Linked DNA regions of Homo sapiens: all the other regions are linked to region 1. Evidence: chromatin loops called from intact Hi-C (ENCODE). Cell type or tissue: endothelial cell of umbilical vein. All regions are shown on one strand.

Evidence for each region. A loop is a pair of places that touch in the nucleus more often than their neighbours do. Peaks named below come from ENCODE experiments on the same cell type or tissue, not always from the same donor. Only the 100,000 strongest peaks of a DNase experiment are listed, where the experiment ranks them.
Region 2: it touches region 1 in a loop (2.9-fold over the local background); 15 of 110 quality-filtered maps call a loop at or near these places.
Region 3: it touches region 1 in a loop (10-fold over the local background); 19 of 110 quality-filtered maps call a loop at or near these places.
Region 4: it touches region 1 in a loop (2.3-fold over the local background); 3 of 110 quality-filtered maps call a loop at or near these places.

Annotation. Positions count from the first base shown.
Region 1 is chr5:180,780,579-180,788,578 of GRCh38, forward strand. It overlaps MGAT1 (alpha-1,3-mannosyl-glycoprotein 2-beta-N-acetylglucosaminyltransferase), which reads right to left. Exons shown (of 2, transcript NM_002406.4): 2 at 4,202-8,000. Among named protein-coding and RNA genes, the nearest start is that of MGAT1, 18 kb to the right of the region's middle. RefSeq lists enhancers at 4,457-5,368, 5,369-6,279. In endothelial cell of umbilical vein, a CTCF peak has its summit at 4,123 (motif pointing right); DNase peaks (open chromatin) are centred at 4,133, 5,023, 5,453 and 6,133; H3K27ac peaks cover 2,510 bases.
Region 2 is chr5:181,048,856-181,056,855 of GRCh38, forward strand. It overlaps BTNL9 (butyrophilin like 9), which reads left to right. Exons shown (of 11, transcript NM_152547.5): 4 at 1,233-1,514; 5 at 4,345-4,461; 6 at 4,614-4,646; 7 at 5,384-5,404; 8 at 6,578-6,598; 9 at 7,134-7,160. Among named protein-coding and RNA genes, the nearest start is that of MIR8089, 9.4 kb to the left of the region's middle. RefSeq lists an enhancer at 4,555-5,119. In endothelial cell of umbilical vein, no CTCF peak of the experiment used is centred here; no DNase peak of the experiment used is centred here; H3K4me3 peaks cover 1,012 bases; H3K27me3 peaks cover 1,882 bases.
Region 3 is chr5:181,179,515-181,187,514 of GRCh38, forward strand. No RefSeq gene overlaps it. Among named protein-coding and RNA genes, the nearest start is that of TRL-AAG2-1, 4.2 kb to the right of the region's middle. RefSeq lists silencers at 4,501-4,710, 4,664-5,331 and an enhancer at 4,898-5,398. In endothelial cell of umbilical vein, CTCF peaks have their summits at 2,598 (motif pointing right) and 4,830; DNase peaks (open chromatin) are centred at 2,627 and 4,797; H3K4me3 peaks cover 932 bases; H3K27ac peaks cover 926 bases; H3K27me3 peaks cover 382 bases.
Region 4 is chr5:181,084,958-181,092,957 of GRCh38, forward strand. No RefSeq gene overlaps it. Among named protein-coding and RNA genes, the nearest start is that of TRV-CAC1-2, 8.1 kb to the right of the region's middle. In endothelial cell of umbilical vein, a CTCF peak has its summit at 3,475; no DNase peak of the experiment used is centred here; H3K27me3 peaks cover 185 bases.

The DNA of each region.
Region 1 (8,000 bases):
GGTGCTGGGCACGGTGGCTCACGCCTGTAATACCAGCACTGTGGGAGGCTGACACAGGAAGATCGCTGGAGCCTAGAAGTTTGGGACCAGCCTGAGCAACATAGCAAGACCTGGTCTCTACAAGTTTTTTTTAAAAAATTAGCCAGGCACGGTGGTATGCACCTGTGGTCCCAGCTACTCAGGAAGCTGAAGTGGGAGAATCATTGGAGCCCCAGAGGTTTAGGCTGCAGTGAGCCGAGACTGTGCCACTGCACTCCAGCCTGGGTGACAGAGAAGGACACTGTCTAAAAAAAGAAAATGAGAGAGAGAGAGAGAGAGAGAGATGACTGGGATCTTTCTCATTGCCCCAAATTTTGTGAAGGAGAAACAAAGTATATCCTTTTTATGAAAATGGTAGGCCGGGTGCAGTGGCTCATGCCTGTAATCTCAGCACTTAAGGAGGCCAAGGTGGGTGGATCACCTGAGGTCAGGAGTTTGAGACTAGCCTGGCTAACATAGTGAAACCCCATCTCTACTAAAAATACAAAAATTAGCCAGTCTTGGTGGCACATGCCTGTAATCCCAGCTATTCAGGAAGCTGAGGCAGGAGAATCGTTTGAACCCGGGAGGTGGAGGTTGCAGTGAGCTGAGATCGCACCACCTGCACTCTAGCCTGGGTGACAGAGCAAGACTCCATCTCAAAAAAAAAAAAAAAAGAAAAAGAAAAAAATGATAGAGGCTTCCTTATACAAATATGGATACATGAATATGCTATTTGCAATGAGGCGTAAATTGATAGCTTGAAAAAAGAGCAAGAGTAAAATGAAATGCCCCAGAGACCCCAGGAGGTGGAAAGTACAACAGGACAAGGTGTGTGTGCTGTTATGACATAGAGATGCATGTACTGGCTTTCATCCATGGTTGCTGGTTGGTAACTCCCACATTCCTTGTTGCTGGCCATTTTTTCTTTTTCCTTTTTTTCAGCTGAGGGAATTTAGCCAATCCAGAGGCCTTGTTCCCCATAATTTGGAACTTTTCTCTGGATTTGATCAAGTCGGGTAGAGTTGGTCAAACCTAATGGGAAAGAGACCAAAACAACAAAAACAGAAACTAACAAATTTTTAAAAAGCAGTTAATCAAAACAAACAAATGATCACACAATTTATATTATTACTGAGCACTCTAATGGTAAGGAGGAATTAAGACCAACTGGTTGTTCATCTTAACTTTAGTGATTAAGGAGAATTTCCAAGACAAAACCCCCATTCAGCTACTTACCTAGGAATGAGACCTGGCTAAAGACTGTGCTCTACTGAGGGAGAAGACCACCCCTCATATTGTCTCATGCCCAATTTCTGCCTCCAAAGAAAGAAGAAGTAAAAATGAAAAGGCAGAAATGAAATCCACAAGCAGACAGCCCGGCGCCACACCCCGGGCCTGGTAGTTAAAGATCGAGCCCCGGCCTACTCGATTATGTTATCTGTAGATTCCAGACATTGTATGGAAAAGCACTGTGAAAACCCTTGTCCTGTTCTGTTCCAATCTGATTACCGGTGCATGCAGCCCCCAGTCGTGTACCCGCTGGTTGCACAATCGATCACGACCCTCTCACGTGGACCCCCTTAGAGTTGTGAGCCCTTAAAAGGGACAAGAATTGCTCACTAGGGGAGCTCAGCTCTTCAGACAGGAGTCTTGCCAATGCTCCTGGCTGAATAAACCCCTTCCTTCTTTAACTCGGTGTCTGAGGAGTTTTGTCTGCGGCTGGTCCTGCTACACTACTATCCTAGAAGTAGGAAAAAACTCAAACTTGCTTTCCCTGTTGGAAGTGGGCTGAAATTCCACAAAGGAGTTGCCTGCACCCCATTATCATGGAAGCAGGAAAACTCTCCCTCCTTGTTGAAAGTGAATAAAACTCCAGAAAAAGAGTTTCACAGCAGAATAATCCTTAAACCTCAACCAGATTTTGGAAGATCAGGGATTCTCTGGAGACAGGAGCTCCCAGGGCTCAGCAAATTGTCCAACTGATTTGAGCAATAAAGGTAGCTCAAGCTGGCACCAAGTACCCGTAGGAGATTTGCCAAAGGTCAGGGGTAGCTCCACTCAGAATCCCTTCATGGTTACCATGTAAACCAAACAGTATCTGAGACAGAGCTCAGTCAATTTAGAAGTTTATTTTGCCAATGTTAAGGACATGCACCCAGGACCCAAGTCTGTGCCTTTCTCCAAAGATGATTTTGAGGGCTTCAATATTTAAAGGAAAAAGGGCAGGTATTGCAGAAAGAGGAAGACATTTTTAAAAGGTGTGGGTAGATAAAAGGCAAGTGGTTGCCTTCTTTTGAGCCTTTGATCAGCCGTCCACATGTAAGGGAGGCAAAGGAATAGTCAGCTAGCTGGGGTGAATCTGCACTTTCACATAAGATAAAGTAGGGCAGAGGAAGCAATCACATATGCATTTGTCTCAGGTGAGCAAAGAAATGGCTGAGTTCTTTCCTTTGTCCCATCACTGCGAAGATAGACTATCAATTTACATTGTCAGGGTGGAATTCAACAGAACACTTTTAGGGTAAAGATCTTGCCCACAAGGGCAAATTGTGAGGGAGGCATGTAGCTTTTTTATTTGTGAATGGAAGGCAGGTTTGTGTGACACAGTTCCCAGCTTGATCTGTCCCTTCGGCTTAGTGATTTTGAGGTCCCAAGTTGTATTTTCTCTTCACAATATGTGTACGTATATTGGTTTATGTATTGGTTTTCAACCCAGGGTTCCTGGCTCATAATTCCCACAGCCCTTGTTACAGTCTTTTGTTACAGTGTTGGGTGAGTCAGGCCTCAGGGGCAGGACTCTGACCTTCCACTGCCCTGAGGCAGGACTCAAGGCCCTCCCATGAGAGGGTCCCATCCTATACCCTGGGGGAAGGAATGCTAAAGTCATGAAGCTTCCATAAAAAACCAAGGGGACTGGGCCGAACACGTGGAGGCCGACAGGAGGGTGAAGAACTCGTCCACATGCCGGGAGGGTGGGGCACCCCAGCTCCACGGCAACAGAAGCTCCTGTGCTTCCAGGCCTCACCCTATGTACCTCTTCGTCTGGCTAATTATCCATATCCTTTAAAATATCCTTCTTAGTAAACTGATTCTCTGTGAGCAACTCCCCCAGATTAATCAAACTCAAAGAGGGGGTTGTGGGAACCCCAACTTGAACCCAGTTGGTCAGAAGTTCTGGAGGCCCCAACATTCGATTGGTGGGGTGGGGCAAGGATGAGTCTTGGGGATGGAGCCCTCAACCTGTGGGATCTGGCACTATCTCCAGGTAGACAGGGTTGGAACTGATTGGAGGACACCTGGCTGACGTCCACCGCTTGGGAGTGGGGAGAGGTCCCCACACGTTTGGTCACAGAAGTCTTCTTCTGTGTAGATGATTGTTGCAGTGTGAGAGCGGAGGGAAAACATGGTTTCAGGAGAGTCTTCCCTCACACTATGTGATTGGAGCAAAAGGACAAGAAAGATGAACTGAAGGACAAAGGAGAATTTAGGGAGAATCAGGGGCATCGGTTCAGCTGAGGGAGGGGCGTTGGAACCACAGCTGCATGCTGTCTAACTGGGGTGGAGAACTGCTAGGGCTTGGCCTGGAGCCAGGCGGGCATCAGGGCAGGCTCCAATTCAAGGGAGCAATATGACAAGGACAGGGAAGTCACACTTGATATTTCAGGTGAGGCCTCACCCAAGATTTTGATTTTTTTTTTTTGAGAGGAGTCTCGCACTGTCTCCCAGGCTGGAGTGCAGCGGTGTGATCTCGGCTCACTGCAAGCTCCGCCTCCCGGGTTCACCCATTCTCCTGCCTCAGCCCCCCGAGTAGCTGGGACTACAGGCGCCCTTCACCACGACCAGCTAATTTTTTGTATTTTTAGTAGAGACGGGGTTTCACCGTGTTAGCCAGGATGGTCTCGATCTCCTGACCTCGTGATCCACCCACCTCAGCCTCCCAAAGTGCTGGGATTACAGGCGAGAGCCACCGCACCCGGCCAGATTTTGATTTTTAAAAACCCAGGTATGAGGCCATCAGGCTCTGTTCTGCAGTTTCAGAACCAACTGGCTTGATTCATTCATAAGGAGGCCGAGGACTCCCAGCTGTCAGTAGAGGGCAGCCGTGCCCAATGAAGACCAAGTTCAGGTCAGAAGCTTGCTCAGCAAGCCAAGAACCAAAGATAGTTAATCTGGGCAGGGCGGTTATGTATGAATTTTATTTTCCTTTTATTTTTCAATGTTTTTAGGTAGTTACACGATAAGCACATATTACTTATATACGAAAAAAGTTATTTAAAAAACAATATTCATTCTTTACCTTTCTATCAAGTGGTACAGAAAATTATACGGTATATATTTGCCGTGTGGCAAAATATTCCTCGTTGGATCATGTCAGTGGAAAGAGTATGGTTCTTCTTTGTATTAGTCTTTCAACTTCCCTGTGAGTTTGAATATTTTCATAATAAAAACTTGAAAAACAGAATATAAAATTGAAAAAAAGTTTTGGAAGGAAAAAATATTCCCATCCTTTAATTCAAGAACATCTACGTAAATAATAGAACCAGTCTCCTAGATGACACTGCTCCCCACCCTTGGATGCTGATGAGTAAATGTTTTAAAATTCTATTCTCAAAATATTTGTTCAAACATTCCATTCTGGTCACATAAAATCTTCCACCGTTTCAAGGACAGAACACAGTATCCGAGAGTTCTGGTTTCTACTGTTGCTCAGCAAACTCCCGCAGAACTCAGCAGCTTAAAATACCCGTTTCACATTGCCCACCATTTGTGAGTCAGAAATTCAGGCAGCCCTCGGCTGGGCAGTAGTTGCTTAGGGCATCCCATGTGGTTGTGTTAGATGCTGGCCAGGGATGTCCTCACGGCCCCTGTGGGTGACGGTGGCCATGGGTGACGGTGGCCGTGGGCCACTCCCCAGAACCCTCCAGCAAGGGGCTCAGGGTAGTCAGATGTCTTCCATGAACTCCCTGGAGCTCAAGGCCCCAAGTGTGCCTGTTCTAGCAAGAACCAGGAAGAGGCTGTCTCCCTGCCATGACCTAATCTAGCAGCCACACAGCCCCATTCCGCTGCCAGCGTCCTGCAGGCCCCTCCTCAGGGAAGGCCCTCGGTGAAGAGTGAGGCCTGATCGCCGCTCACCTACTCCTGATCCTGAAAGGTTTTGCCCTTTTCCTAAATAGAAACTCTGAAAAGTAATCAAACAGTATTTCCAAAGGAGGCTTTTGGCAGGCTTGCCTCATTGCCCTTGCAGGGAAGGCTGCCTGTCTCTAGCCATCTTCCTCTTCTTACAGCTGTGCTGAGACGTTTTTGGCTGGGGCAGGGCTGCTGCACTGAGGGTGCATCCCACCTCCTGCAGGGAAGGCAGCCAGACCACATTCCAGTGAGTGGAACGTGAGGGAAGGCTGTCTGCCCACTGCTTTTGTTCCATAAAGAATGAGGCTTGCCCTCCCTTCCCCTCTCCTGCTTCCTGGTAGCTGAACCAGGGCAGCATTTGCTGTGAGCTGGGAGCCATGTGTTGAAGACGGCGGAACAACAAAAGTGAAGACAAAAAAGAAAACTGCATCACTGGCATGTGCCCTTGTCAGTCAGCACTTCCGGGGCTGTGTGTGGCCTTCAGGAATTTCAGTTTTCATGCATGACCCTGAGAAGACTCAGCCCCCTGCCACAGTAGGACAGGTTTCTCAAACAACCCACTAGGGTTAGGGGCCCGCAGGTTTCATTCTGCCCCTCTCCAGGTCAGGGTTCCTAATGCACTCCCCCCAAAGCTCCCCATCACCCTGCCCTCTCCAAATCCTCGTCACTGTCACAAGCTTGGTCTTCCAGGCACCGTGTATGGCCGTGGTCCCTGTAGTCGCCCATACAATCACTCCCTTCTTAGTAACAGGAATCTTAATTTGATTCAGCTTCAGAAATACTTTTTCCAGCCTCTTTTGCTGACAGGGGTGCCTGTGTGATCCAGTTCTACCCAGGGAATTGTGACCCAGCGCTCTGTGAGCTTCCAAGAGAGGAGGAGGCAGCTGCCATCCACCCTTTACCTTCTTCCTTCCTCCTTCTTCCTAAAACGTGTGCTGGCTGGAGCTCCCGCAGCCAAGGAATGAGACCTGACCTCGTGCTAAGAAGAGTGAGACTGAGACCTGAGAAGGAGCCTGGGCCCTGACGGTGGAGGAACCCCCACACCAGCCTGCACCATCGACCTCTCATTTCCGTCCGGCGCTGGGATCCAGGCTTCCTGCTCTGCAACTGAATCCATTCTGACACACTGTCTTACAGTTCTGGTATAAAGGGTCAGACTTCAAGTTAGCCAAGGGAGGCAGTGGGGGAAAGTAACAGCCTTGGCACTACCCGGCCCCCTTTCTATCAACTGCCCCCGCTCTGCCCGCTCCAGACACATGTGGAGGGGGATTAAGTGTCGAGGGAGCCAAGGTGAACAGCAGGAAAAGGAAAGCAGTGGAGACAGAGATTTCCACCAGGCTTTACTCACAATGCAGCCATACGGATTAATCCCACAGCCACCACAGAAGGTTGTGTTACCCCCGCCTCACAGGAAGAGGCTCTGGCAGGAAGAACAGCTGGACCCGAGTCAGACACGCAGGTCACGGGCCCAGAGCAGGGCCGGCCCAGGCCCACCGCACTCTATGACATCGGCCACCAGGCTGGTCTCCAGGAAATAGGGCCCTGGTGTCTACTTCCTAAACTCCCTGTGAATTGCCAGGGGCCAGAATGTGGGTAGGTGGGAGAACAGATGGAGGCTGAAGGACCTCTGGTGGCAAAACACTGACCTCTACAGAGGTCTCATCAGAAAGCCTGAAATCCCACGTTAGATATTTCAGAAAGAGGGCAAGCTTCTGTTCTATACATTTGTATGTTATTTAAAGTTACACAGCCAGACAAATATGTACATAACACTATGGGTTTTGGTGGTAAATGTTTTATCTATGCATATTATGTATAGATGTGAGGAAGACGTCTGGAAGGATACACCACCCACGCGTAAACACACGTTAAGGGAGCGTGTGCAGTATGTTGTATCTAAAATGAACATGTAATACGAAAAGCCAGTAGCTGGTATTTGTAAAGGGGTGCTCTGTATCTAACCCTCTAAATGCCCCCCACCTCCCACCCTCTTGGCCTGCTCTGAGGGCTTCGTCTCCGTTTCCCTGGCCCCTCAGCCTTGGCAGGCTTCTCATGCAGGGCCCAGTGAAGGCTCAGGAGGGCCTTGGCCAGACTCCATCAGACATTTGTCTCCACTGGGGGCGACTTGATCCACAAATGAGATCCCACCAGTGACCCAGGTAAGAGGATTGCAAAGGCCAAGAGGCTTGAGGAGGGAAGGCTGCCCGGAAGGCAGTCTGTCCTGGAGACAGAGTGAGCAGGAACCCACAGTGAGAGCAGGAGTGGCAGGAGGTGGTCACAGCTGGAGGCAGAAGCAGGAATGCAGCAGCAGCAGCAGCCAGGCGCAAGGCAGCTCTGTAAACCTGCAAACTCGAGGCTGGCTGAACTCTACAGCATTGACTAACACGGGGCTTTTCCATCTGGCATTTCCACTTGCTTTGGTATCCACAGGCGCTTCCGGGCCCGGGGGCAGCCGCCACGCACACACGCATGCCACCTGAGCAAGCCTTGATGGGTGAATACCAGGAGACCCCTGAAGGTGCTCCTTGCTTCAGGAGCCTGAGAACCCAGTCTTTCGTCTTGTAAGGGGGTCCTCTGGCACCGCAGGCCCCAAACTCTACTCCTCCCGCCATCTCTCCTGGACCTCCCCGAGCCACGCAGCCCCCTCTTCCTCTCCACCCTCACAGGAGACCGCCGGTGCCTGGCCTGAGAATCCAAGTGCAGCTGGGGAATGGCCTGGAAGAGGCCGTAAAGGCTGGAATGGAACAGTCCAGCCTCACACAGTGGCTAACAGCACAGAGTTCATTCCAATCCGGCTCTCCCTCAACCATCTGTGTGACCTTGGGCAACTTCACCTCTGTGTGCCTGCTTCC
Region 2 (8,000 bases), 270 kb after region 1:
TATATAATTATATTAGTTATATAATATATCATATATATGATATATAAATATATATAATATAAAAATAATATATATTATATAATATATATAATATATAATATATTGAGTAACAAAATTACTCATAGTGAGAGAAAGGCAAATCAAAGCTATGTCAAAATGCAATTTTTTTTTAACTGTCAGACTAGCAAAATTTCAAAAGCTCTTCCATGTACTGTTAATGGAGCTATGGAGAAGAAAGCTGTCTTATACTATGTTAGTGGAATTCAAAGTTGGAAAGCTCCCGGACAGGGAAATTTGGTAATACTTAAGAGGACTAGCTGTGTGGCTACCCTCTGACACAGCAATCCCACCTCCAGGAACTTACTCCACCTCCGATACCTCCAATATGAAAAAAGCATATGTATGAGTTTAATCTTTGTAAAGCTTTTTAAAAACAATTGCAAAATAGTGGAAACCACCTAAATGTCCAAGCATAAAAGCTGAGTATGCTCTATCCACCCAATGGAGTAATCTGTATTATGCATCTGAAACAATGATGAGGTGGTCTCTGAATGGATGCAGAGTGATTTCTAGTATTGTTAAGAGAGAAAAGTAAGATGCAAGGTTCGATAACATACACTTGCTTTGTAAGAAAGAAGGAGAAACATTGCAAAAGGGAACATAGGAAGGATAAACTAGAAGCTGATGAGATTGGCCGCTGAGGGTGAGGTGTGATGACGGGAAGGATGGCGCTTTTTTCCTGATACACATTTCTGTACAGCATTGGCATTTATGCCACATTAATGTTTTGCATACTCAAAATATAATGCTAGTTCCACAAGGATGGAGAGATAAGGGAGTGTGTATAATGCAGGCACTAGAGCTCTGGGGGAATTCAAGAGAAGGAGAAGAGTCACAACTCTAATTATTAGAATTTAGGGTGCTGCTATTCTTCATTCTAGGGAAACTGTCCCTTGCCTAACATGATTAAATGCCAGGAGCCCTTCCCCACCCAATGACCCCCTTCACATTTCCAAATGTCCCTCAGGGGCATTACTGTCCCCACATGCTACCACTGATTTAGACTGTCATTTCCCGTCCATGGGCGGGGAGCGCCAAGCCCACACACGTCTTAATAGCAGTCACACTTCATGATGCTTTATGGTGACTGCAAATGCTGAACAGTGGCAGGAATGTTATGCGTGATTTCTCAGAAGAAGCCTGACCTTTCCCACTCCTCCTGCCTCCACCAGGGCTGGGCTCAGACCCTCACCTCTCCCTTGAGGGCTTCAAGGAAGGAGGCATTCAGCTGAGGCTCAGATCCAGTGGCTGGTACCCCAAGCCTAAGGTTCAGTGGAGAGACCACCAGGGACAGTGCCTGCCTCCAGAGTTTGAAGCCATCGTCTGGGATGCCCAGGACCTGTTCAGTCTGGAAACATCTGTGGTTGTCCGAGCGGGAGCCCTCAGCAATGTGTCCGTCTCCATCCAGAATCTCCTCTTGAGCCAGAAGAAAGAGTTGGTGGTCCAGATAGCAGGTCAGTGGCTGTTAGCTCACACCCATCTTCCTAGTCCTCATGTGTACATACACATTGGCCCAAAGGCAGTCTATAAAGACACAATGGTACTGCGCCTGTCTGCATATAGGGTGTGTTGGCCTTGACACCTGAAAAGTCAGCACCTTGGATATTAGGAACACACTAAGAACGCTACTGAGAACCCAAACAGTCAGTGAGAGAGGCCCCAGAGAGCCCGCCTTTCTGTGCCTAAGGCCATACACTAAAACCCATCAACTCTGCTCATCAGAGGCATCATGGGAGCCAATAGATTCGTAATGCTGTCTCTCAAACAGTATGTATTGAGTTTCCACAACGTGACCCCAGTCCCTACCCTCAGGTCCCCATGCCAGTGGGGGATACAGACAATAAGCAAAAGAAGTGCATCCTGTCACATCACGTTAGAAGGTGGTAGGTGCAGCCGGGTGCAGTGGCTCACGCCTGTAATCCCAGCACTTTGGGAGGCCAAGGCGGGTGGATCATGAGGTCAGGAGTTCAAGACCAGCCTGGCCAAGATGGTGAATCCCCATCTCTACTAAAATTACAAAAATTAGCCCGGCATAGTGGCAGGCGCCTGTAATCCCAGCTACTCGGGAGGCTGAGGCAGGAGAATCGCTTGAACCGGGGGGCAGAGGTTGCAGTGAGCCGAGATCTGCACTCCAGCCTGGGCAACAGAGCGAGAATCCGTCTCAAAAAAAAAACAAAAAAAAAAAAAACAAGAAGAAGGTGGTAGGTGCCGTAGAGAAAAATGAAGCAGGCTGAAAGCAGTGAGGCATGTCCACAGATTACAAAAGGCACGTCCAGGAAGTGGGCGTGTAGGCAGTGAGCTGAAGGCAAGGTCATTATTAAAGTCTTATTATGAGGCAGCCACTGAAGGGTTTCAAGTTCATGGTTCTAATTGTTTTACATTTTAAGGACAAACCCAACATACGGGCCACTTTTCACACGAGTCCAAATCAAAAGCTATTTTATTATAACAGAAAAAAACTCCCCCTTTGATATAGTCAGTCAGATACAAGCCAATGCACACATGTTCTCAAGATAAATGATAACTTGTCTGCAAGTAGGAGGACCTGGCAACACCGCTTACCACAGCAGTTCTAAATTCCGTGGGAATTGGGATGGCCATCTGTGTGAGCCAACTGTCTTTAACCAAAGGAAAAATCAAGCATGTGATACGTCTAGGGCATACAACTTGGAGCCACGCAGCTAAGCTAAACTCCCATGAGACAGGGATCTCCACGGCAGTGCTCTCTCTTTTATGTTTACATTTCAAACAAGTGGCCCTTAAGGAAAACATTATTGGGTTGTAAAGAAAGAACTGATATATTTTCTAAGGAAAATGAACTAAGAGAGGGGAAGAGGAAAGAGTCTCTCTTTTTGCACCAGGAAAAACCCAATATTTTCTTTTTAGCTTTTAATATAAATCTTAATTTATATTATTGATATTTATTATGAAACAAGTTTATATAAAAATTTTTAGATGGGTAAATGTTTGCATGCGCGGACCCCTCTACAGAGGGCGTGACTCACATGGATACCTTTGGGAAGGCATTCTGGTGGCGGGAAGGGCAAAGCCAGGGGCCTGAGAGGGAAACTGCCGGCTGCTGGCAGAACAGCGAGGAGGCCAGAGGGTCGAGGGGGAGGGTCACAGGTCAGAGAGACAGTCCGCCCTGAGCCCTTGCCCTTGACCCCAGGCCATTGCTTCAGACACCATCTGTTGTGAGGACCAATCCATTGTGACCCAGTGTTTTTGTACCATACAATAAAAATGCACTGCTAGAAAAACAAAATTAAAAACCACAGTCCACTGATGTCACTTATAAGCCAGACACACAGAACAAATGCCGTCTGATTCCACGGATGTGGGATTACCTAGAGGAGTCAAGTCCACAGGGATGGAGAGTATACGGAGGGCGCCAGGGGCTTGGGCGTGGGAAGAGGAATTACTGTTTAATAAGTACAGAGTTTCAGTTTTGAAAGATGAAGAAACTTCTGGAGATGGGCGGGGGTGATGGTTGCACACGACATGGTGAATGCACTTAATGCCCCTGAACTGTACACTTAAAAATGGTTAAGATGGGAAAGGTTGTTACGTATATTTTACTACAATAAAAAGAACATTTTTTAAAGATCTGAGATAAAAGCACCATTTTCTAATAACTAGATGACACAGACAGAAAGTTACTCTATTCAACCGCCACAGGGTTTGCGAAGGGCCGGTGGGTTCTGCGCGTCCCTGCGCCGCTGGTGCTGTCGGCGCTGCCCCCGGCCACGTCCTGCCTGCGGGCGGGTCCTCCCTGGGGAGCCGGGAGGGACGTGGGAGCTGCGAGGCCGCGCGCACGTGGTTCGGTTCTCACTTCTTCCAAAAGCGTGGTAAGAACCGAGGGAGAAGCCGGATGTTTGCAAACAAGCGAGGAGACGACTTGCGGACCAGACGGCGCGGGTGCGAGCAGGAGCTCCCCGGACATCCGCCGCCAGCCAAGCCCCTGGGACCCTCCCGCCTGCGGACGCGGGGCGAGGGCGGGAAGACGCGGGGCGAGGGCGGCGCTGCGGCCGCAGAAGCCTCGAGCCGGGCTGGGGCGCGGTTCCCTCCCGCACGCCCCGCGGCGCGCCCCCGCCCCCTCCGCCGCGCGCGCCCCCGCCCCCTCCGCCGCGCGCGCTCCCGCTCCACGCCCGTTTCCCAGGCGGCTGCGGTGGCGCCCGGAGAAGGTCCCGCGGGAGGTTTCCCGGCACGCGGCGGGCAGGCCGGTCTCGCCTCTCGGTGCTCAGCGGCGCCTGGACCGACACGGCCCCCGCGGGTGTTTTCCAGACGTGTTCGTACCCGGAGCCTCTGCGTGGAAGAGCGCGTTCGTCGCGACCCTGCCGCTGCTGTTGGTCCTCGCGGCGCTGGCGCTGGGCGTCCTCCGGAAGCAGCGGAGAAGCCGAGGTACCGGCGCGGGCGGCGGGGCGGGGAGGGGCACCGGCCGGTGCTGAACCCCGGGGCCGCGGAGGCGCCTCCCCCCAGGACGCGGCGCGGGAAGGCGGCCTGGAAGGGGCGGGGGCGCGCACTCAGCCCTCTCCGCTCCCGTTTCCCTTCAGAAAAGCTGAGGAAGCAGGCGGAGAAGAGACAAGGTGAGCGGGGACAGGGCGTTCTGCACGCACCTGCCCAAGTGCCAAAACCCGCCGTCATCTAAAGGCTGTGGGTCCCGTTACGAGGGTTTATTCCAGCGCGAGGTGTCAGGGCGGCCACCGGGGAACGGGGATCGGTGACCCCGGTGGGGAAGGGGGAAGATCGTTCATATGGACAAAAGCGGAGGTGCGGAACGGCTGCATTTTCCACGGAGGCTAGTGCACAGATGTCAGGGTTGACCGGCTGCTGTCGTTACGCCCTCGGAGCTTCACATCACACTGTACAGAGGGAGCGGTGACCAGGGTCTCTGCTGCCAGCGCCACCTCGTCCAGGTTTTCATAGCGCACAGGGAGTCGGGCGGATGCGCAACATCTCCGCACAGGGTCAGGAAGCGGCGGTCAGGCACCGAGAAAACAGCCCAGTTACGTGAGGCAGTGTCCGGGGCTTAACGTTTCCGCCGAGCTAATAGATTTGGGAGGCTCCGACCCTGATTTTCACACTAGCAGGAGGGAGGGCGCTGGGTCACCCTCCTATGCAGAAGGGCAGCCAAGGGTGCGCACTTCCCCATCCCCTGCCTGGAGCCTCACTTCCAGCCCAGCCTGGGCCCGCAGACCACCGCGGGTGGGAGTGCCGCATCGGAGGTGAGGCCTCAGTGTTCACCCATCTGTTCTGTCTGCCTCATTCCCCAACCTGAGAGTCTTTCCCCTTTTCTTCATCTTTTTTTTTTTTTTTTCTCTAGAGAAACTCACTGCAGAGCTGGGTAAGTTCTGGGTGCGGGGCCACAGTGCTGCCTGTCAGCCGGACCCTGTGCCTGTGCAGTGGGAGGAGGGGCTCCCTTTGGACAGCGGCTGGCAACTATCTAATTCTAAACCATCCCTGTGAGCCTCCACCTCTTCCCTTGCTAAGGGGCTGAAAGGATGGCTGCCTGCCACCGTGCAGCTGCCCGAGACCCTCTGCACAGACCCTGCCAGCTCCTCCCCTGCAAATTAGACAATTCAGTTAAAATTCATCATAAAACGTTTACTGTCTCCGGTTCATCTTCTTAAAATATCCTTTTCTTTTTAATGCAAATGGCACTAGGAAGGGTGGCACCTTTAATTTGCACCAAAATGGAAATAATTTCTCAGATCCACTTTTCTCCCCAGAGGGACTCAGAGACGTGAAACCATGGGATGTGTCTCTGTAGAGAGGAAGAGAGAGTGAACCCAAGGGAGGGGGAATGGAGGAAAAGGCCATCATGGTGTTGGGGTTGGGGGGGCAATTCAGATGAAACTGTAAGGTTGGGAAAGCTTGTCTGGCAGTCTACCTCGCCCTTCAAGGGGAATGAGAAAAACATAGCCCTAATAAGTCATTAAGGCTATAGTCTGAATTGTAAGTCATAACACTATAGCATGAATGCCTCTCCCAGGAGCATTTACTTTTGAAAGAGCTTGACATTGGGTGGACAGATCAAAGGAATGCATTTTTAGTAGCAAAATGTTGGAGTCCTTGGTAATTATTTGGGGAAATAATTGGGTGTGATGTCCTTCCAGTCCTTCAGATAACGCACCCGGTGAGTGACCGTGAGGCTCACGTAGGCGGCCCTCAGTGCCTGCACTTAGGCGGGAGCTCCGCCCCAGGAAGCTTGTGATTTCAGGCAGAAGGAACAACCCCAACCCTGGGAAGAGGCCTGTCAGTACTAAGATCTGGTATCCCTTCTAGGCTGTGTGCAGATTTCCACCTTTGAGCTAAGATAGGATGAGGCATAAGAGTCCTGCAGATGGGCCTCTTTTTGAGGGCAATGAAGGGGCAAAGAGGAAGCTGTAAAAAAAAAAAAATGAAGCTGTGATTAGCAGTGGCTTAAGACTAAGGAAGCTCTTCCCAGTGGCCTGTCTTGGGAAGATGGTTCCACCCACCTGCAGGCTGAAGTTTTCTTTGTGTGTTCTGCTTGCAGAAAAGCTTCAGACAGAGCTTGGTAAGTGACCCCTCTTAGAACTATTTCTCCTCAGGGCCGGGTCCAGTGGCTCACACCTGTAATCCCAGTACTTTGGGAGGCCGAGGCGGGTGGATCACGAGGTCAGGAGATCGAGACCAGCCTGGCTAACACAGTGAAACCCCGTCTCTTCTAAAAATACAAAAAATTAGCCCGGCGTGGCGGCATGTGCCTGTAGTCCCAGCTACATGGGAGGCTGAGGCAGGAGAAGGGCGTGAACCCGGGAAGCGGAGCTTGCAGTGAGCCGAGATGGCGCCACTGCACTCCAGCCTGGGCGACAGAGCGAGACTCTGTCTCAAAAAAAAAAAGAACTATTTCTCCTCATTCATCATTTTGCATCTGATTCCCCATATATCTTCTTCTCATCTCCCAACCAGGTATGATGCCCAGGCAGGACCCCTGCTGGCTATGTGGGTGGTGGGGGGTGCGGGACAGGGTGGGTGCAAGATGTGATGTGTGAGCAGGGAAGCTTGGGGTCCTGATGTGCTAATTTCCTGTTTTCCCTTGGTTGCTTCAGACTGGAGACGGGCTGAAGGCCAGGCTGGTGAGTGGAACCCATCTCTCTCTGACTCCTCCTCATTTATATCTGAGCACCCCAGTCCAACTCACCTGATTAACCAATCAGGCTTCATTCTGGTTGCATTCCGTGGCCTCACACAGCATGTGTTAATCTATGTCACTGGGTAGAGGTCATACTCTGTCCTGAGGACTAAGTGTACTGCAAACCACTAGTTCCAATCCTGGTTACATATCAGAGTTACCTCGACTCCTGGTGCCCATCCTCCAAGACTCAGACTCATGGTTCTGGCATGAGTGTGTTGCTGTACATGTAAATACTTCTCTGCATACCTCCCTCTATTCACCCATAATGCAGACAGTCTAATGTATATATTTTGTATATATTCTTGCAAAATGTGAATATCGATGTATGCATATGCATCTTAGTTCATGTAAGTGACATTTATGGTTCTGTGATGTTCCTTGCTTTTCCCGTATGCATCATCATGCTTTAATATCCATCGCTGCCACTCGTGTGCATTCAGTCTGTTTTTCCTCCTTACTGCAGAGTGCTTCGTTTTAGCCAGCCACCCTCCTGGAGAAGGTATCCAGGCTGCCTCTAACTCCACAACAACACTGAATGCATAGTCTCAAACGTGTTGCCTTACGGCGCTGTGTGGAGATTTCTCTGGGGTATATAACTAGGAGGGGGACTGCTGGCCCATGGTGGGTATGTCCACTAAGGGGATAGTGGGATCCCAGGAAGGCAGTGTCGTTATCCTGCCACCAGCCATGCAGTGAGATTCCATGTGCCCACATCTCATGTGAACCAGCATTCCAAGTTTGCCAATCAGTGGGGATAAGTGATGGCTCATTGTTCTTTAGG
Region 3 (8,000 bases), 400 kb after region 1:
TGTGGGTGGCTGGGGAGATCCCCTGGTTCAGGAAATGGTGATTCCAAGGGAAGTTGCTGTCTGGGTGCTGGTGCTGTCCTCCTCCTCTGTCCACCCCATATCTAATGCATTCTGAGCGCTCGCTGGGCAGTCAGTGCAGGGCGGGACAACAGTCACGTGTTGCTTCCCAAGACATACAGTCACGGGCCCCTTAACAACAAGGATGCATTCTGGGAAATGGTGATTAGGTGGCTCTTGGAAGGTGCACCTCATTTACCCCTAGGCTGGGTGGCATAGCCCATCGCTCCCACGAGTGACGTCTGTGCTACGACAGTACCACGGCTATGACATCCCTAGGCCATAGGAATTCTTCAGCTCCATCATAGTCATGGGACCACTGTCATGCACGTGTCCCTCCTTGCCTGGAAGGTTGCTGTGCAGCGCATGACGGCACTTCCATGTCAGCGGGTGCCTCGCTGGCCCATCTCCTGCCCCTGCTCACTCTGTCTGCCACCTTCCAGCAGCTCCCTGCCCTAAAGCCATCCTGATGCTGCTTTTCCGCCATTTCTTCCTCTGTGCATGTTACCCCAAACTCCACAGGGACTGCTGCTTGCTTGACATGCATTCTGGAACCTTCTGGGATCCTGTCCCAGTGCTCCCAAGGAGAAGCGGCAAGCAAGGGCCAACTCAGCCCAGGGCTGCCTCTGTCCAGGCCCTCTGTCCAGGTCGACAGGCATCTTCCCCTCCCCAGGGGGAGTGCAGGCTCCAGATGAGTTTCTGTCTCCCCAGCTGAGAACCTTTGTCTTGGTTCGGGTTGCTGTAACACAATACCATATGCCAGGCTGCTCAAACAATGACATTGATTTCTCACAGTTTCGCAGGCTGGAAGTCTAGATCAGGGTGCAGCACACTGCAGTTCTTGGTAAGGATCCTCTTCCTGATTTCTGCCCAGCTGCCTTCTCACTGTATCCCCACGAGAGAGGGAGAGGAACCAGCTCTCAGTCTCAGTTCTGTCTCCCTGTGAATCTGAGAGTGTGCTGAGGCCAGGAACCTTTGTCCCCTTAGCACCTAGACAGGATGTGGGACAGGAGTTAGGCACATAAATAAATGAATGAATGAATGGAAAGAAAATATATGATTGGTAATAATCCTTCATTGATTCAACAAGCCAACCCTGCACAGTCCTCACTCTCAGCTGGGGACATCCGTTGCAAAAGTTCAATCACCTCTGGCCCTGGCCAGTCCCAGGTGGCACCTCAGCTGTCACCAACCTGTCCCCTGACAGTGCCCTGGATGAGGCCACCAGCACCTCCCTCCTGACTCACAAGCATGGGGCTCTTCTAGCAGCCCTACTTGACTACTCTTGGATCTGTGGGGCTTTTGGTTCTCCGAAAGTCACTCACTCATTTATCAAAGGGGGACTTCATGTTCCACCTTTGACCCACAACTCTTTTGTACTATTTGCAAGACTCTGAGGCTTTTTTTTTTTTTTTTTTGAGACAGGGTTTCACTCTTTTTGCCCAGGCTGGAGTGCAGTGGCATCATCTCAGCTCACTGCAACCTCTGTCTCCCAGGTTCAAGTGATTCTCCTGCCTCAGCCTCCTGAGTAGCTGGGATTACAGGCACCCATCACCATGCCTGGCTAATTTTTTGTATTTTTAGTAGAGACGGGGTTTCACCATGTTGGTCAGGCTGGTCTTGAACTCCTAACCTCCAGTGATCCACCTGCCTCAGCCTCCCAAAGTGCTGAGATTACAGGTGTGAGCCACCACGCCCAGCCGAGTCTGAGCCCTTTTAAAGATGGGTGGCCATGGACTACCAGTCTGGTGAAAGTTATGGACTCCTTCTCAGAATAATGCTTTCTTTCTGTTTGTTTTTGGTTTTGGTTTTTTGAGACAGGGTCTTGCTCTGTTGCTAAGGCTGGAGAGCAGTGGGAAGAACCTAGCTCACTGCAGCCATGACCTCCTGGGCTGAAGGGATCCTCCCACCTCAGCCTCTCAAGTACTTGGGGCTACAGGTGCATGCCACCATTTCTGGCTAATATTTTGCATTTTTTGTAGAGATGGGGTCTCCCTATGTTGCCCTTGCTGGTCTCAAACTCCTGGCCTCAAGCGATTCAAATACCTTGGCCTCCCAAATAGCTGGAATTACAGCTGTGAGTCACACTGCCAGGACAATTACCATAATTTTTAAGTACTAATGAGCATAAGTGATATTTCAAAGTGCCTACAAGAACTATGATTTGACATGTGATATGAAAGGACCTGTGATTTCTTTGTGTTTTGCTGGTGTATGAGACAGAGTCTGCCTCTGCTGCCCAGGCTGGAGTGCAGTGGCACAACCTTGGCTCGCTGCAGCCTCCACCTCTGGGGCTCCTGCGATCCTCCCGCCTCAGCCGCATCTGTGATTTCCATTAGCAATAAAGGTCGTGTTAATTCTACTGTGGATTGCAGCCTCCTTTCTGAATGGAAAACCCTCTTTCAGTTCGTGATTAGGAAAAACATGAGTTCTGCTATTGTTCCCACCCAGATTCACAGATCCCCTGTTATCCCCGCCTCCTAGGAAAGGGAATCTTTCGGCCTTCTCGGGGCCAGGCCTTCACCTCCGCCTACAGGCAGGAGATGGCGCCAACAGCAAGAGGTTCCTTCTGACTGTGGCCTATAATTAGGTCAAGTGGCAGCATAGGTAGACGTGCAATCAGGGACTAAGTCTGCAGATGTGACTTGCATGAGGTGGGCATGACTGTGCTACGAGCATAACTAAGAACGTCTTCATCTTAGTGAGCGGGTGTTTTATGAGAGTGTGCACTAAGATGAGAAATCATCCACAGCATCCACTAAAAGAGGGTTTGGGGGCCTTAAGTCTGTGCACACATCCGCCCGCGGTGTCCGGGGAGAGAGTGCGAAGTGCCGGGTCCCTGCGAAGGTGCAGTTCCTGGAGGAGGCCCTCAGGCTCTCAGGACAGCGGATGCTGGGACTCCACATTCTCCTTCTGGTTTTCTCCTGGTCTCCTGTCACCCGTGGCAAGTGTCTCTCCTGTTGTTGTCGTTTTTATAAATAGAAACAAGGTCTCATTATGTTGCCCAGGCTGGTCTCAAACACCTGGACTCAATCAATCCACCCACCTCTCCCTCCCAAAAGTTCTGGGACTTCAGGTGTGAGCCGACGCACCCAGCCCTGTTCTATTTCTGATTATAATCCTGAGCTTTGTCCATGTGTCCCTTTAAGCTTGGCTAATGGGGCTGAGCACATAAGAAAAGGAACTACCAGACTTGGAACGCTGAGGCAGGAGGATCGCCGGAACCCAGCAGTTGCAGACCAGCCTGTACAACGTACGGAGACCCCATTTCTACTGAAACATAGAAGAATAAAAATCAGCCAGGTGTGGTGGCATATGCCTGTAGTCCCAGCTACTTGGGAGGCTGAGGTAAGAGACTCATTTGAGCCTAGGAGGTGGAGGCTGCAGTGAGCCGTGATCGCAGCACTGCGCTCCGGCCTAGGTGACAGAGGGAAACGTCTTGAACAAAAAGAAGAAAAGAAAGAAAAGGAAGTTTTCATGCCCGACGCGGTAGCATAAGGGGGCATGGGAGACCGGACGAGAGGGTGTGGCAGCGACCGCAGGGAGAGGAGACGGCGGACGCGGAACTGTGCGGGGTTGGCAGTGGGCTTGGGGGTGGCACAGCGGGGACGCGCTGGCACCGGTTTCTGAGAGGGGACATTCGGGAGAAGCTGCCTGGGGAATGGGAGGCCACGAGTTCGGGCGTGGAGACGGAGCTTCAGGGCCTGGAGAAAGGGGAGTGGAAATGACGGAGGAAGTATCCGTATCGCATCCTCGGTTTGCCCGAGAGATGTCTGTGCCGCCACGTTTACCGCAGCGCTGTTCACAATAGCCCAGATCTGCGAGCAAAGGCAGCGGCCGTCGGTGCAGGAGTGGGCGGAGGCACCGAGGTGGATGCGCAGCAGAGCACCACTCAGCCGCAAGAACACGATAATCCCGGCCGGGCGCGGGGGCTCACGCCTGTAATCCCAGCACTTTGGGAGGCCGAGGCGGGCGGATCACGAGGTCAGGAGATCGAGACCAGCCTGACCAACACGGTGAAACCCCGTCTCTACTAAAAATACAAAAATTAGCCAGGCGTGAAAAACACCAGGCGTAAAAACACACCACAGGCGCGGTGGCGGGCGCCTGTAGTCCCAGCTCCTCGGGAGGCTGAGGCAGGAGAATCGCTTGAACCTGGGAGGCGGAGCTTGCAGTGAGCGGAGATCACGCCATTGCACTCCAGCCTGGCGACAGAGCGAGACTCCATCTCAAAAAAAGAAAAAAATATATAGAATTTTGGCCCATTAACTACACTAGATATTTATTTCTCTATATAATCATTATGATGTTATACAGAGATTGAGCCACAAGGATAATCTTGCAATGGGGGGAAAAAAAAAATCTGAGTCTAAATGTTCAACAACAGTGGCTGCTTAGATATCTAGAGTTCTTCCAAACACTGGAACAATGAAAATGGTGTTGTGGGCTGTTTTCTTCTTCCCGCTGATACCAATCCTGCTGCGGTCTGGTTGTGGTATACAGGGAGTTCCGGCGGGCCCAGGTCCCCTCTCCTCCTGCAGCCCTGGGCCCGGGCTCCGCTGCGTCTGGCGCTGCAAGACCTGCGCGCCGAGATCCCGGGGCGAGGGACCCTGGGCGGCGCGATCTGCACAGCGCCGAGCCTGCATCGCGCCCCCGCCAGGACCAGAGCCGCGCCGCGGTGGAGTCCTGAGCGCCCCCGAGCGGTCACGTGTGCGGCGGCGACCCAAGAATTTGAAAGAGTCGCGGAAAACTGCACTCATCATAGAGCATCTGAAGGTTCCTAGAGGGAGCTGTGAACGGTTAACAAAAAACACGGCCATGGGGTCCCCTGGTGGCGTTTTGAAGGGCGACCCCTCCCCTACCCCAGCGCGGCCTGTGGCTCTTTGTTTACAATTTCATAAAGGCGAAAAATAAAATGTAGGAATGAGTGGCATCACAGTACCTTTGTTGAGTATTTTTTTCTTTTTCTTTTTACTATGGAATCTTTCCAGCGAAGTTAAGTACTTTTTAAAAGGCAAGTTACAAAACACAATGCAAAGTATTCTTATTAAAACATAGCTCGGGGCCGGGCGCGGTGGCTCACGCCTGTAATCCCAGCACTTTGGGAGGCTGAGGCGGGTGGATCATGACGCCAGAAGATCGAGACGATCCTGGCTAACACGGTGAAACCCCGTCTCTACTAAAAACACAAAAAAATGAGCCGGGCGTGGTGGCGGGCGCCTCTAGTCCCAGCTACTCGGGAGGCTGAGGCAGGAGAATGGCGTGAACCCGGGAGGCGGAGCTTGCAGTGAGCTGAGATCGCACCACTGCACTCCAGCCTGATCAACAGAGCGAGACTCCGTCTCAAAAACAAAAACAAAAACAAAACAAAACAAAACAAAAAAACCAAAAAACAACAAAAAAAGAGCTCGGCCAGGCGCGGTGGCTCACTCCTGCAATCCCAGCAGTTTGTGAGGCCTAGGCAAGAGGAGCTCGAGATCAACCTGGGCAATATGGCGAAACTCGTCTCTACAAAAAATACCAAAATTAGCCAGGCGTGGTGGTACGCACCCGTGGTTCTAGCTGCTCCGGAGCCTGAGGTGGGAGAATCGCTGGAGCCCAGGAGGTCGAGACTGCAGTGAGCTGTGTTTGTGCCACTACAGTCCAACCTGGGTGACAGAGCAAGACCCCGTTTGAAAAATAAATAAATATGTAAATGTAAATAAGTAAATAACATAGCTTGTCGAGCTGAGTAGGGTGGCACACGCCTGTAATCCCAGCTACTCAGGAGGCTGAGGCGGGAGGATGGATCGAGCACAGGAGGTTGAGCCCAGGTTGGGCTAAACTGCGTAAACCACCCCCAACCCCTGCCTCAAAAATATATATATATAAATATAAGACAAATAAGTTAAAGTATCCATGAAAATAGTCTTAAAAGCTCTAAAACAAAATAATAGCAATATGTGTGGCATGGTTGAGGACGCTTTTTATGTTCTTTAAGCTCATTTACTCTACTTTTTCTTCTTAGGTGTGTCTAATTATTCCACAGTGAGCACATGTTAATGAAAAAGGTTTAGTGTCTAAACGTAGAAATAGGAAATCCTCCGGAACTGAAAGAACAGGCTGGAGGGGACCGAACAGAGCCTGGCACGTGCTCCAGGAGCGCCTCGGGGGCTGAGCGCTGGTAGAGGCGGCCTCTGTCTCCCGATCACTCTGCAACACAACGGGATGCCCACCTAGCCTGAGGATGCCAAGTGGACACAGGAAGCCAGCGTGGCCACACAGCAATGAGGAAGCACAGGACCCCTCATCCCCTCCCAGGGGCTTCTTTCAACAAGTTACAAATACAAAGACAGGTAAGGAACTTGGAAAGGCGTTTCTGCTGGGAGGCTCTACCGTATTTGGTTCTCTGGCCTGAAACTGTCATAGAGAGAACTCGAAGGTGGCCCCTAAGATTCCCACCCGGCGCACACGCCCTGTAGACCACCTGCCTATGAGTGAACGTGATGGCATGTCACTCCCACAACCATGCCACATTTTACGGAACAAAGGATTGCGCAGCTGTGATTGAGGTTCCTGGTCAGTTGATTTTGATAAATCAAAAGGGAGATTATCCTGGGTGGGCCTGACTTAATCAGGTGAGCCCTTTAAAAGAAGGTGGAGTTCCAGAAACACCGTGCACCGCTGGCCTCAAGGAAAGGGGCCTCTGGTTGCCAAGAGTGGCCCTCAGCTGACAGCCAACAAGCAAACAGGAGATTTCAGTCCCACAGCCACAAAGAAATGCATTTTGTCAACAACCAGGGAGGCTGGAAGAGAACCCCCCTGCCTCAGATGAGGCTGCAGCAATGGCCAACATTGTGATGTCACCTGCTGCGGTATCAGTAGAAGATCTTGCTAACTTGTACTCCACAAAAAGCGAGATAATAAATCTGTGCTGTCTTAAGACACTAAGTGTGTGGTAATTTGTTACACACCAGTAAAATCTAAAACAATAGCCTTTCCAACTAAGAAAGTCATGTTTTAAGAAACAATTTTCATACAGATATATCTGTACTGTGTAAAGATTTCATATGTACAGAGATCTTAAGTGCGCATGGAATTGAATACACGTGTGTACCTATCATCCAGATCGAAAAGGAACATTTCCAGCATTACAAAAAATTCCTCATGTCCCTTGCAAGTCAGTACCTGCACCTCCTTCTCCCAAGTGACAGGATTTTTAACTTCTGTCACCATAGATTAGTTTGGCTCGTGTGTGAATGTCATATGTGGAATCAATAGAATGCAGATCGTTGGTGTCTGGCTGCATTTGCTCAACATTGATGACGGTGAAATCCGTCCATGCTGTTTGCAGCAGTAAGCTCATTATCAGTGTTATAATAATCCCATATAAGACTATATATATAATAAAAAAATAAAATAAAATAAGACTGTACACAATTTTATTTATCCAATGTGAAGATGGTGGGCATTTGGACTGTTTCCATAAGTGAGTTATTATGAATGAAGTTGCTAAGAACGTTTCTGCTCATGACTCATAAAGTCAATACATACTCTCAGTTTGTTGTCTGCTTTGTTGTTGTTGGGGCTTTTTGTTTGTTTTGTTTTGTTTTTGTTTGATTGGTTTTGGTACAGGGTCTTGCTCTGTCACCTAGGCTGGAGTGCAGTGGGGCGATCTCGGCTCACTGCAGCCTCGACCTCCTGGGCTCAGCTTCCTGAGTAGCTAGGACTATGGTCACACACCATCACGCCCGGCTAATGTTTACATCTTTTGTAGAGACAGGGTTTCGCCATGTTGCCCAGGCTGGGGTTTTTTGCTTGTTTTTCTTTAGGTTTTTATTTTATTTTATTTTTCATTGTATTTGTTTTTGATTTTTTGAAGTGAGAGTGTCGAAGTCTTCCCCTGCTCTGGAGTGCATTCCCCAAAGAGGGTGGCTTTATGACTGGCCTTCCTAAAGCAGATC
Region 4 (8,000 bases), 300 kb after region 1:
TGCGGGCTCGGAACCGGGGGGGTGAAGGGTGCACAACGCGACAGGATCCCTACCTGAGCGGGGGACCGAGTGGGGACAGAGAGGGTCCTGGGAGGACGAGAGGCCTGAAGAACGAGGAGTTAGCTCAATGTGGAGAAAGCGCCAGGGACAGGGAAATGCAATCAGTGCCGGGGAGGCAGGAAATGCAGAAAGAAGCTGAAGTCACAGCAAGGCTGGACTACGAAGGTCTGTGAACCACACGAAGGAAGCCAGGCATTCCCTCAAGGGCAACAGGAGACCATGGAAGACTGGCCACACCCGCAGTTCAAATCAGACTTTGACTTTTGAGCACTCTTTCAGAATACAGAAGTTAGAACACGGACGGGCTGGATGTAAAAAATTGAGTGTGGGGAGATGGGTTAGGTCATTTCTCAGGCTTGGCAACAGGGGGTAGTGGCTTGGAGAGGGTGGCAAGAGAAACTAGTATGTCTAAGCGGCGTTGCAAGCCTAACCCGCACACAAGAGGCCCCTGCTGCTCCCTCCCCCAGCCCGCCCGCTCCTCACCCTTGTGGGTAACGGTAACGCACGTCATTCTTCCCATTGCTCAGGACACACACGGCCCTGGTATCACCCTTAACGCCTTTGTCACACCCCAATCTAGACTGTCAGCAAATTCTGCCAGCTTTACCCTCCAAATGAGTTCAGGAGGCCACTTCTTATCACCGGGTCCAAGACACCATCATTTGCACCTGGATTGCAGCACTAGCTCCCACCTGGTCTCCCAGCCCACCTCAGGCTAAATCCACTTTGATGTACCCTTAGAGCTTGTGGGATCCCTGACACCTTAAGCCTCTGTAGAATAAAGCAGAATGGCCATCACCTCATCCCAAAACCATTCAGGATGCGCGCTGGTCAGTGCTGCCCAGATTTACACTGGGGAGTTGGAGAATTCTGTTTGAGCACAGCAAAAGCCCTGTCCCTTGGCTCAAGTGGAACGTGTACTCAAATGCTACTCTGGGCGCCATTCTACTGCCTTCTTGCCACCCTGAGGATGTTCAGCTGGTTTTACAGCCACGTGGAACTCTATACTGAATCCCAGCACGTTCTTCTCCAATTTAAACCACTTTCACCAGGGATTCTGTTTCTGCTTTCAAATGGGGCCCTGTCCCGCCCCAAGGGCTGTCACTGACATGTTTTATTTGCAGGCTCGGCATCTCCTCCAGACTGTGGAGCGGGATGGGCCCCCTCCAGCAGGGCGCTGAGCCACTGTGTGAGTTGACCAGTCACAAAAATACAGCTACCTGTGCTCCCCCACCAGCTCACTCCCCCACCTCCCCCACACACAGGCAGGAAAGGCAAACATTAACTCAGGGCCCACTGAGTTCCAGGCACTGGGCACCAAGACAAAGCTGCTGTCAAGGAGCTCCAGCCACAGAAAGACGGCAAGAAATTCAGTAGGCAAGGCTCCAGGACAGGTGGCGGGTGGGAACAGCCAGGGTGGGCACAGCTTGGGAAGCCCCAGCAGCAGGCGGCACTCAAGCCTGGTCTTCACACTTAGATATCACGTGAGATCTTGTCATAAACACAGATCCCAGGCTGCACCCCAGATACTTATTCAGGCGGTCTGCGGTGGAGTCCTGGAACCCGCAAGTGTAACAGGGCCTGGGTGAGTCTGACTCAGGTGGACTCTGTTAGAAGCTGCAGGGAGAAGAGAGGGGCTGAGAGTCATCACCACTGCACATTTCCTCACAGTTCTGGGGAGCTGGGGGCAGCGGGGGGAAGTGCGGGAGTGTAGACAGGGAAGAAAGAACAAGGCCAAAGGGCAGCCCTGCTCGACAGAGGTCCGGATGTGGAGCCACGGTCTCTGGCATTATGTGCTAGTGAGGATATTGTGTGCCTCCCAGTGAAGACTCAGTGAGTGGCACCTGATCCTCCCATCACTTTTCTGGAGCAGATTATTGCTTCTTTCAGCCCACTCAGTTCTCCATTTGCACCTGTTTTCCAGCTGCAATGCAACACGAGGCTCCCTGACTTCCAAATCCAGTCTTCCACTCCAAAACGGCCTTACTCAGCGCCCCCGCCAGCTGCTGCTCTTTGAGCTACAAGGACTCCTGCCCGTGTCGGTCCTGGGGGATCAGTGCTAAGGGCTAGTATTTACTTATCTATTGTTAAATCTGCTGTATGGAGTTTCAGAACAAGAATCAGAAAATCTCAGGAGCTGCCAGGGCCAGACGATGGGCTTGAGGTCAGAGAACTGTTGGGTGTCAAACCCCAGGGAACAGACTCTCCCTTCCCCTTTTCTTCCCTCCCCTCCATTGGAGATTTTTCTGCCCCAAGAAAAAGAGCTGAGAAAGATGCCCACTGCCCCTGCTAGTCAGCAGCGGCAGTAGAGCTCTGCGTCCAGTAAGTGGAAGGTAAGATAAAGGCAAGGGAGACTCGGCCCTGGAGTGTGTACCCAGAATGCAGGATGAGGTCTGTGCTGTTGGAGCAGTGTGGGCCGATTACAAAGAGAGCAGGAGCAGGGACAGCAGGAGGGTGGGATGGATATCACCAAGTAGAAGCCTTGAGGAGATGTGAGGGCTGAAGGCCAAGGACAAGAAACTGGCCGCGGGTGCTGGGAAGAGGTCACAAGACAGAAGAACGTGGTTTTGTACTTCCCTTAGCTCTTACTTGACGTAATGTGTGATGACTGGGCTTTTCTCTCCGTTTGATGCACTGGTATTTTGATAAACAGATATTATGTTCAAGTACCAATCTTTGTGATTTCTTCGTTAATTTAGAAATGACCTTTTAGATCATTCACTTAGAATGATCTTCACCTATCAACTGAAGGTGAACATAGGCCTCAGCTTATTTGCTTACTACAAATTCTTTATTTTTTATAAGAGGTCTGTTTCTGGCTGGGTGCATTGGCTCACACTTGAAATCTCACTTTGGGAGGCCAAGGCAGAAAGATTGCTGGAGGCCAGGGGTTCAAGACTAGCCTGGGCAACGTAAGGAGACGGCCCCCACCCCATCCCTATCTCTACAACACATTAAAAAAAAAATTATCTGGGCTTGGTAGCACACTAGAAATCCCCCGGAGTCCCAGCTACTTGGGAGGCTGAGGCAGGAGAACCACTTACAGCCAGGAGTTTGAGACCCGTGTGGGCAATATAGTGAGACTTTGTCTCTGAAAAATAAAAATGAAGAGGGCTGCTTCTTCTCTAAATAGTAAGCACATTATTTTATTATTCATCATGCTGAAAAATACTGGAAAAGAGAAAAGCACCCCTGACAATTCAAACCTGGCCTGGAGCTCTCAGCCAGGCTTTCCACTAGGAACATAAAACGCTCCACAGGAGCGCACCAAACACCAGACAATGCCACTCTGTAATTGTGATGAAATGAGGAAAAAACAAGATAATCTGTAATCTTTTCTGAGCACCGACAGAAACAAGGTCACTGTGCTAGCCACAAGAATATTAATACCGCAAATCCCTCCCCTGGCTAATGTGAATGGCTCTGGTCTGCCCCTGCTGGACGGGACTTATCGCCACAGCCATTGTAGAATCAGCCCTGCTTCTCAGGAGCGGGCAACCTAAGCAAAGCTCTGCGTCCTTCAATGCTCCCCAAGATCACTAACAAGAGTGCTAACCCCATGCTCAGTGTCCTCTAACGCTCTCTTACGGAGATGACCCACAGTTCCCATGGGGCGAGTTCTTCCTCACCGCAACAAGGAACAGACCCAACTTGTATCACTCAGTATTATATAATGAATGATAATGGCATCACTCAGTATTATATAATGAATGATAACGGCATCACTCAGTATTATATAATGAATGATAATGCTATCACTCAGTATTATATAATGAATGATAACGGCATCACTCAGTATTATATAATGAATGATAACGGCGTCACTCAGTATTATATAATGAATGATAACGGCGTCACTCAGTATTATATAATGAATGATAACGGCGTCACTCAGTATTATATAATGAATGATAACGGCGTCACTCAGTATTATATAATGAATGATAACGGCGTCACTCAGTATTATATAATGAATGATAACGGCGTCACTCAGTATTATATAATGAATGATAACGGCGTCACTCAGTATTATATAATGAATGATAACGGCGTCACTCAGTATTATATAATGAATGATAACGGCGTCACTCAGTATTATATAATGAATGATAACGGCGTCACTCAGTATTATATAATGAATGATAACGGCGTCACTCAGTATTATATAATGAATGATAATGCTATCACTCAGTATTATATAATGATAACGGCGTCACTCAGTATTATATAATGAATGATAACGGCGTCACTCAGTATTATATAATGAATGATAACGGCGTCACTCAGTATTATATAATGAATGATAACGGCGTCACTCAGTATTATATAATGAATGATAACGGCGTCACTCAGTATTATATAATGAATGATAACGGCGTCACTCAGTATTATATAATGAATGATAACGGCGTCACTCAGTATTATATAATGAATGATAACGGCGTCACTCAGTATTATATAATGAATGATAACGGCGTCACTCAGTATTATATAATGAATGATAACGGCGTCACTCAGTATTATATAATGAATGATAACGGCGTCACTCAGTATTATATAATGAATGATAACGGCGTCACTCAGTATTATATAATGAATGATAACGGCGTCACTCAGTATTATATAATGAATGATAACGGCGTCACTCAGTATTATATAATGAATGATAACGGCGTCACTCAGTATTATATAATGAATGATAACGGCGTCACTCAGTATTATATAATGAATGATAACGGCGTCACTCAGTATTATATAATGAATGATAACGGCGTCACTCAGTATTATATAATGAATGATAACGGCGTCACTCAGTATTATATAATGAATGATAACGGCGTCACTCAGTATTATATAATGAATGATAACGGCGTCACTCAGTATTATATAATGAATGATAACGGCGTCACTCAGTATTATATAATGAATGATAACGGCGTCACTCAGTATTATATAATGAATGATAACGGCGTCACTCAGTATTATATAATGAATGATAACGGCGTCACTCAGTATTATATAATGAATGATAACGGCGTCACTCAGTATTATATAATGAATGATAACGGCGTCACTCAGTATTATATAATGAATGATAACGGCGTCACTCAGTATTATATAATGAATGATAACGGCGTCACTCAGTATTATATAATGAATGATAACGGCGTCACTCAGTATTATATAATGAATGATAACGGCGTCACTATTATATAATGAATGATAACGGCGTCACTCAGTATTATATAATGAATGATAACGGCATCACTCAGTATTATATAATGAATGATAACGGCATCACTCAGTATTATATAATGAATGATAACGGCATCACTCAGTATTATATAATGAATGATAACGGCATCACTCAGTATTATATAATGAATGATAACGGCATCACTCAGTATTATATAATGAATGATAATGCTATCACTCAGTATTATATAATGAATGATAACGGCGTCACTCAGTATTATATAATGAATGATAACGGCGTCACTCAGTATTATATAATGAATGATAACGGCGTCACTCAGTATTATATAATGAATGATAACGGCGTCACTCAGTATTATATAATGAATGATAACGGCGTCACTCAGTATTATATAATGAATGATAACGGCGTCACTCAGTATTATATAATGAATGATAACGGCGTCACTCAGTATTATATAATGAATGATAACGGCGTCACTCAGTATTATATAATGAATGATAACGGCGTCACTCAGTATTATATAATGAATGATAACGGCGTCACTCAGTATTATATAATGAATGATAACGGCGTCACTCAGTATTATATAATGAATGATAACGGCGTCACTCAGTATTATATAATGAATGATAACGGCGTCACTCAGTATTATATAATGAATGATAACGGCGTCACTCAGTATTATATAATGAATGATAACGGCGTCACTCAGTATTATATAATGAATGATAACGGCGTCACTATTATATAATGAATGATAACGGCGTCACTCAGTATTATATAATGAATGATAACGGCGTCACTCAGTATTATATAATGAATGATAACGGCATCACTCAGTATTATATAATGAATGATAACGGCATCACTCAGTATTATATAATGAATGATAACGGCATCACTCAGTATTATATAATGAATGATAATGGCATCACTCAGTATTATATAATGAATGATAATGCTATCACTCAGTATTATATAATGAATGATAACGGCGTCACTCAGTATTATATAATGAATGATAACGGCGTCACTCAGTATTATATAATGAATGATAACGGCGTCACTCAGTATTATATAATGAATGATAACGGCGTCACTCAGTATTATATAATGAATGATAACGGCGTCACTCAGTATTATATAATGAATGATAACGGCGTCACTCAGTATTATATAATGAATGATAACGGCGTCACTCAGTATTATATAATGAATGATAACGGCGTCACTCAGTATTATATAATGAATGATAACGGCGTCACTCAGTATTATATAATGAATGATAACGGCGTCACTCAGTATTATATAATGAATGATAACGGCGTCACTCAGTATTATATAATGAATGATAATGGCGTCACTCAGTATTATATAATGAATGATAATGGCGTCACTCAGTATTATATAATGAATGATAATGGTATCGTTCAGTATTAGAGAACTGCAAGTTAAAACAATGAGATTTCACTACATGTTAAAATTTGCAGTTACAGGTGTGTTGCAGGCAGCCTCTGGCAAGAATCCAACAATGCTTTATTATTATTATTTTCGAGACGGGGTCTCTGTCACCCGGGTTGGAGTGCAGTGGTATGATCACAGCTCACTGCAGCCTTTGCCTTCTGGGCTCACATGATCCTCCCACCTCAGCACCCCCGAGTATTGGGACTACAGGCATGTGCCACCACACCTGGCCAATTTTTGTAGTTTTTGTAAAGACGAGGTTTTGCCATGTTGCCCAGGTTGGTCTTGAACTCCTGGGCTCAAACGACCCACCCACTTCAACCTCCCAAAGTGTTGAAATTACAAGCATGAGCCACCGTGCCCAAGCTATGCTTTCTTATTCTAGGATCCTGCGTGTTCTTGTTTCTAGTTTTCCAACATATTTTTTGGTTATATATTCCAGCGTTGGCATCATAGCTCACCTGACATCTATTTCCTCCTCCACATCAGGCACAGGGCTGGAGCTTGGGATATGAGTGTAAAAGGGAAGACAAGAACCCTCCCTCATAACAAACTTCTCCAGGGTTGTTGCATGGAGAAGGAGATAGACGAGGGCATGGGAGGCCTACTTGTAAAAACTGCCAAAAAATATGAAAAACCCTCTCGTGTGCCCCTCCCCACACATCTGTGCCAACGAAACCTGTTAAAGCTCTGGCATGAGGGAGGTAGGTCCACCCAATGCTCCCATCATCTCAGGGCCCTGCTCACCCCACCCCTGGCCCTCCTGAGGTCTGTCCCTTGGTGCTGAGACCTTGCCCCAACTAGGGAAAGTGCCTGTGGTCAGACTTCCAGTTTCTGGCCCACCACAGAAGGAGCCTGGAAGTCGTCACTTGGTCCTAACAACACGTAAAAAGCTGAACAGACTGAAAAAACCAACAACTCTTCTTAGATCCAGAGAAATGAGGTCACAGGGCAAAGCACTGCCTCCCAAGTATGAGAGGCAGACAGGCAGACACAAAGAATCACGACTTACCAGAGCAGAAACTCATGGGCGCCAAAGCCACGGCAGGAAGACGGAACAGTAGCTGAAGAATTGCTGGAGGTTCCCTGTAGACGAGTCTGAGAGTTGAAATCTCCAGGGGGCCTCAGTCATAGGGGGCCCTACACCGTAATGCATTTCACCTCCAGCTCTGCCAGGTTCTCCGTGAAGATCCCAGAATAATCCCCTCCTAATTACAGTAGGGGGAGGGGAAATGTAGCCATTTTGAAACACACC